Linked DNA regions of Homo sapiens: region 1 is linked to region 2. Evidence: chromatin contacts called from ENCODE Hi-C or POLR2A ChIA-PET data. All regions are on one chromosome and are shown on one strand. Each heading gives the region's core, a stretch centred on a gene start or an enhancer-like site at or near the end of the contact. The rest is flanking DNA. Distances are from core to core; before and after follow the strand shown. Region 1 holds the start of LINC01629 (long intergenic non-protein coding RNA 1629). Region 2 overlaps LRRC74A (leucine rich repeat containing 74A).

Evidence for each region. A loop is a pair of places that touch in the nucleus more often than their neighbours do. ChIA-PET counts read pairs that join two places held with the same protein, here RNA polymerase II (POLR2A). Pooled maps may share reads with other maps.
Region 1: POLR2A ChIA-PET joins it to region 2 with 11 read pairs in WTC11. The contact joins the promoter of LINC01629 here to the enhancer-like site in region 2. A Hi-C loop is called at or near these places in 4 of 50 pooled maps. POLR2A ChIA-PET finds 5 or more read pairs at or near these places in 3 of 52 experiments (OCI-LY7, WTC11 and activated T-cell).

Annotation. Positions count from the first base shown.
Region 1 is chr14:76,958,057-76,961,391 of GRCh38, forward strand. LINC01629 (long intergenic non-protein coding RNA 1629) reads left to right here and starts at 1,582. Exons shown (of 3, transcript NR_133913.1): 1 at 1,582-1,697. RefSeq lists enhancers at 1,183-1,362, 1,403-1,472, 2,555-3,089, 3,090-3,335.
Region 2 is chr14:76,831,450-76,834,882 of GRCh38, forward strand. The region is part of intron 3 of LRRC74A (leucine rich repeat containing 74A); the gene reads left to right. Among named protein-coding and RNA genes, the nearest start is that of LRRC74A, 6.8 kb to the left of the region's middle. RefSeq lists a silencer at 1,237-1,531. Within about 2 kb of position 1,307, at least 3 of the 41 ENCODE cell types and tissues checked have a DNase peak (open chromatin) inside an H3K27ac peak, as active enhancers do.

The DNA.
Region 1 (3,335 bases), core at 332-2,831, 130 kb after region 2:
AGCTAATTTTTAATTTTTTTTTGAAGGGACAGGGTCTTGCTATGTTGCCCAGGCTGGTCTTGAACTCCTGGGCTCAAGTGATCCTCCTGCGTCTGCCTACTGAAGTCCTGGAATTATAGGCATAAGCCACTTTGTCCAGCCGCTGGGAGAATATGCACATCCATTCGTTTTACCTCTTTAGCAATCTTGTGAAGGAGATTCTTAGCATCCCCATTTTGCAGCTGAGAAAAACTGAGACTGGGAGGTTAAGTCCCAAGGTCACAGGACCGACAGGTGGCTGAGAGAACCCTGGCATTCCAGCTGCCAGTCAGGCACTCCCTGGTTGTCTACACTAGCTGCCGTCTTCCTGGGCACACACAGAGGAATCAGCACACACCCGGTACACCCTCCCATGAGCAGAACTCCTACACACTGGCTGGTACCATACCCTCCCTAACACCAGCACCCGTAGCAAATTCTTTCCAGGGCCAGCCAAGCCCTACTCCCCTTTGTTAAAGGCAGCTTTCCTCAGAAGGGTGAGCATTTGTTGTCTCAGGGCCTGCAGTGTGGATTCTACCTTCTTTTTACTGTGTTCAGCAGGAGCGAGGCAAACCAGCTTGGGATAGAAACACAGGCGTTTCCTCCACTGTCAGGGTTTTCCTGGGGCAGGCATCTGAGTTACTGCCTGGACCCGGTAGCCCCTAGCAACAGGGCACCACTCTCACCTGGGCCATTTATGATGACTTTGGGAGGTGGAGCCAATTAGGGGGCAAAGCAGGGATCCCCACAGGTGGGAGTGGCAAAAGAGTGGAGGCTTGAAGTCCAGGAAACCCCAGTGTATGCCTCTGCTGCTAAGGAGCCGTGTGGCCTTGGGCAAATCACTATCCCCTTCTGAGCCTGGGGCTCCACATCTACATAGTAAGGGAAGTGGCACTCATGTTCCTTCCAGTTCACACACAGTCCCACATGCTACTAGACCTAGGTTAAGGCAAGGTCTGTGCTATCAGGTACTACCATAGACACAGAAACCGGGGGAGACTCTGCCACCATTATACCCACCCACCCCAACCCTCAAGTTCCCAGCTCTTCCTGGGAAAACCGACAGACAACAGGCCCATGTAGGCAGAAGAAATCAACATGAGGGGTCTCAGTGCCTAGAGAATAGACTTAGAATGAGCCCAAAGTGGAAGGGAGAACCAAAGAGTTTCCCTCACTGCCACATTTGGCACTCCTGCTCCAGGGAATCCAGCACTGAGCTAGAGACAGGATGCTGGGTTCGCCATTCAGGATTCGTAGGTGAGGCCACAGCCATTTCTGCTTTCGGGGCCTGTAACTGGTGGAGAGAAACGGGTGATAGCATCTGTGGCCTTCCTGATTCATAGGTTTATCCCAGCATGAGGCGTGGCTGCTGCAAAGCAGACATGTCCATTTCTGTCCAGACACAGTTGGGGCGGGCAGTGGGTGGCTGCAGCCTGTCCTTACATGGGGCTAAAGGGGCCCAGCCACTTAGTGACTCACCCACTTGCCCAGCCAGCTGAAACCCTGGCCTCACCCTTCCCTTCTGCTACCTACAAAAGCCCCCTGACATAGCACTCTTGTCATACTGAGACTAAGGTAGAAAAAGACACTTCCAAAGGGTGTCAATGACAAGAGAGAAATAGACATAGAGTGGTCACTTCATTTACCAACCCTGGAACCGCAGACCTCTGGGCTTCCTGGTATGTGATTTCAGTTTTACCCCTCACTGTTTAAATTGCTTGAGTTATGTATTTTGTTATTGATTTATTTATTTATTTATTTATTTATTTTGAGACAGCGTCTCTCTCTGTCGCCCAGGCTGGAGTGCAGTGGTGCGATCTCGGCTCACTGCAACCTCCGCCTCGCGGGTTCAAGCGATTCTCCTGCCTCGGCCTCTCGAGTAGCTGGGATTACAGGCATGCACCACTACACCTGGCTAATTTTGTACTTTTAGTAGAGATGGGGTTTCGCCATGTTGGTCAGGCTGGTCTCAAACTCCTGACATCAGGTGATCCGCCTGCCTCGGCCTCCCAAAGTACTGGCATTACAGATGTGAGCCGCCTCACCCGGCTTGTATTTTGTTCTTGCAGACGAAAGCTGCCCACCAAATATGAACAGATAGGAACCTCGTGATCTTTTGGGGCTGTCATCCTTCTCTCAGTCTGCCAGTAACTGGGATCCTGGCATTTATCCTGGAGGTCCCTGAAGGTCCAAGAGGGAACAGAGGAAATCTGATTGGCACAGGTGTGGTGACGTGAAGCAGGTGGTGGCTTTTAGGACTGGAGGTCTGGTGTAGGGTGTATTAGTGAGGAGAACATGGAGGGAGGAACTCACCAGGAAAATTGCAGCCAATTTCCAGCGGTCAGGAATTGAAGATCCAGCAGAGTACGGAATCAGCTCCTCCAGAGTAGTGGGTTTTTCCAGTTGTAGGTTGAGATCCATTCGTGGGTCATGAAATCAAGTTAAGGGATCATAGTCATACACAGAATTTTTTTGTTTGTTTGTTTTTGAGACAGTCTCATTCTGTCCAGGCTAGAGTCTCTAGTCTCTGCCCAGGCTAGAGTGCAGTTTCACAGTCTTGGCTCACTGACCTCCACCTCCTGGGTTCAAGTGATTCTCCAGCCTCAGCCTCTCAAGTAGTTGGCGTTACAGGCACCTGCCACCACATCTGGCTAATTTTTTGTATTTTTAGTAGAGACGGGGTTTTGCCATGTTGGCCAGGCTGGTCTCGAACTCCTGGCCTCAAGTGATCCGCATGCCTTGGCCTCCCAGAGTGCTGGAATTACAGGCGTGAGCCACCACGCCCAGCCAGAATTTTTTTTAAAAAAAGGAAATAGAAGAGAATGTAAGAATAGAAGTGCAGGTTAAAAGGAACGTTTAATTTCATAAAGTTTTTGCCTCAGGGTAGTATGCTTGTCTGAGTAATGGGTTGAGATAGGAACGCATTTCTTAGTGCAGGTCTTGATTTCAAATGTTCGAAAGCCACTGCTCTGGAAAATAGAGGAGTGGAGACCAAAGTGTGCCCTTTGTGTATGTGTCGGCAGTGGGGTGGGGGTGGGGGTCTCTGTCCTAGCATTTGGTTGCAGCACCCCAGGAGTGCCTGTAGGGGAACCACTGACCTCCACTTTTCCATACGCTTCACACCTTCACACCGAAATGTGCTCCATTCCCTTTGCTATTTTTTTTTCTTTTCTTTTTTTTTTTTTTAGACAGAGTCTAGCTCTGTCGCCCAGGCTGAAGTGCAGTGGCACGATCTCGGCTCACTACAACCTCTGCCTCCTGGGTTCGAGTGATTCTCCTGTCTCAGCTTCCTGAGTAGCTGAGACTATGCCTGGCTA
Region 2 (3,433 bases), core at 57-2,556:
AGGGCCCCTCCTATGGAGCCTAAACCCACACTTTATGCCCTTATGCCACACTGCCCTGGGCTCTGCTTGGCTGCCAGATGATTTATTTAGCTCCTGGTAGGAGGCTACTAGCAACCTGGGCCTTGGAAGTCTATGCTCCTTGCAGAGACTTTGAGGAGAAAAAAATAGAAGTCTATATACTCTTTGCTGTTCAGGAAGCAAAGGCACCAGCCCCTGGGCCCAGGAAAAGTGACCAGGCCCAATTATCAATGTAAGAGCACCAACAAAATGCCAGCCTGGGTCTTCATTCCAAAGCTCACTTTTGCTGTAAATGGGTTTACTACTGACCCATTCCATTCAATGTCTGCCTTGTGCAACATTATATTTCATAAAGACCACGGTGTAGAGTAAATCAAGTTTTCCCACAGAAATAGTGTTATCTCTCAGCTTGGTATGACCAAACAAGGACTTGACCTTGAGTTCATCATGACTTTATATAATTATAACTGATTTACACACAAAACTGACTCCCATCACAGAAAAACAGAAAACCTAACAACTGCCTGTCAGCATAGCACTGTTTGTCCACTTAGAAAAGTAAACAGAAAATTCCATTATAAAAAAGCTCAGTAAGGTAGAGAGGTAGATGTGTCTTTAGAGGTGACATTTAAAATTGGTAATAGTTAAATTATCCATGGAAAGAATGAACAGAGAAAAATAAAGAGGACTTACAGGACCACCAGGTTCATATGCTCACTGTGCAGTAAGGACCAATACACTGAAACAGCAGAGTTTGCAGCAAAGAAAGAGTTTAATGATCACAGGGTGGCCAAGCAAGGAAATGAAAGGAACCCTTCCATCCATTTCCCTAAGGAGTTCTGGTCTAGAGTTGTTTGTTTGAGACAGGTTTTCTCTGTTGTCCAGTCTGGAATGCAGTAGCATGATCATGGCTCACTGCAGATTTGACCTCCTGAGCTTAAGTGATCCTCCTGCCTCAGCCTCTTGATTATTTAGGACCACAGGTATTCACTATTGCACCCAACTAATTTTTGCATTTTTAGTAGAGAAGGAGTCTTGCTATGTTGCCCAGGCTGGTCTCAAACTCCTGGGCTCAGGTGATCCACCCACCTCAGGATCCTAAACTGCTGGGATTACAGGCATAAGCCACTGGACCTGGCCTGGCCAACAGTTTTTAAGGGGATCTTGGAGGACAAGGGGCTGAAAAATTAGGATCATTGATTGGTCGGGACAAGGGGGATTAAATCATCAGGAGGTAGCAGCTGCATGCTTTTGGTGAGTCAGCTCCTCTTGGGGTCCTTCAGACCAGCTGATGTCAGTAGTAGTTTCACCAGCATCTCAGATGGAAAACTGAACATTTCACAATGCTGCAATGTTATCTGCAGAGCAGTGAAAAGGAACTATGATCCTGTGACAGAGTCTATGTGGTTCTGGGGCAACAGGCAGCAAACAACTCTGAGGAAGGGGTCAGAGAGCAGCTGACCTCATGACCAATGCTGTGTGTGCTGCAAGCTGGGCTGATTCCCATTTCTCCCCTCCCTTCTTCCCTGATCAATTTTATAAAGTTGATAGGGACAGTTTCAGGACTGAGAAATAATTCTTTAAAAATATTATTTATAAAGGATCTGAAAGAAGAAAAGGAGTCAGTGAATTCAATAGAGAATGAGTGACTGAAAGACAGGAGAAGCTACAGAATGGTAGAGACAGCCAAACACAAGCTGCAGGAAAACTGAGTTGGCCAAGTTCAATGATGCAGACATCTGAGAGAGTGATGAATGAGGAAGGCAATTCTGTGCGTCCATGTCTATTCAGTTATGAAATACATGGCAAGCTCCAAAAAGTCTTGAAATACACTGTCATTGTTGGTTGCTAGAAGGTATAGTAGTCCACCCTTACCCACAGTTTCACTGTCTACTGTTTCAGTTGTTCTTACAGTACAATAAGGTATTTTGAGAGAGAACGAGAGAGAGAGATGCCACATTCACATCACTTTTTTTTTTTTTTTTTTTTTTTGAGACAGAGTCTCACTCTGTCTCCCAGGCTGGAGTGCAGGGTCATGATCTGAGCTCACTGCAACTTCTACCTCCCAGGTTCAAGTGATTCTCCTGCCTCAGCCTCCCGAGTAGCTGGGATTACAGGTGCGCACCACCATGCCTGGCTAATTTTTCGTATTTTTAGTAGAGATGGGGTTTCACTATGTTGGCCAGGCTGGTCTTGAACTTCTGGCCTCAAGTGATCCTCCCGCCTTGGCCTCTCAAAGTGCTGGGATTACAGGCATGAGCCACCATGCCCTGGCAACATTACTTTTATGATAGTATATTATAATAAATGTTCTATTTTATTATTAGTTATTGTTACCCTCTTATTGTGCCTAATTTGTGAATTAAACTTTATCATGGGTAAGTATATATAGGAAAAAAACATAGTATATTTAGGGTTTGGTACTATCTTTGGTATCAGGCATTTACCAGCGGTCTTGATGTTTTCCCCCAAGGATAGGGGTGAACTACTGTAATCACTGTTAGAATGTAAGTTCCTTGTATGATAAGGATAGGCTTATGTGCTATTCAAGTGCCTAGCCCCCACTTGGCATTGAATGGTGTATTTGTAGAATACATGGTCTTATTTTTCCTCACTTTCCCCAACACACTCATTCTTTCTTAAACATATAACAGCATTTGCGTTTAGCATTTGTGTGCACTTTAAGAAGTGACACAAAATGTGAGATTGCACTGTTTTCCGGGGATGGGAAGAAAGGAGCCGAGAAAGAACAAAGCCGTCTTGAGATTTATCAAGGGTGGAAAGGCTGATTAATGAAGTGTTAGGAACGCACCATTACCTCATGAGCTTCGTGGGAAAAACATGGATGATAATGACATCCTCTCAGGACTTGGACCACTTGTTTCGTAGTAACAGCGGTTTCTGTTTGAGGGGAGTTTCTTCTTCCCCCATTCTCTGTATCATTCATTTGACAATTAATCATCATGACATTCTGGTAGACTGAACTTCTATTTGCTCTTTGTACTGATTAACTTTTCACATGTTTGTGTTTCCCTGGCCTAGATTAGGAGCACGCTAATAGCAGGCATCGTATTTCATCCTTGTGTGTATCCCTCGACAGCCTAGCACTGTACCCTTGCATGTGGGGGCAGCAGGTGGTGTGAGAATGGGAATGTTCTCTGTTAATCCTTGTTCCCCAGCAGTGAACACAGATAGTGACAAATAGACAATGGCCCGTGTGAAATAAATGTGGATGGATTTGGGGACTGGGCCTCCTGCTTCCCCCTGGAATGTGCTGGTCCCCAGTATGAATCTGGCAGTGGTGATTCGACTCATGTTTCTAGACACTCCTAAATAGCACCTAGACGGGAGGCCCCCTGAGCCATCTCCCTCACCTTTGAGCACAACTCAAGGCAATTGAATTTTGCTCAGCCCA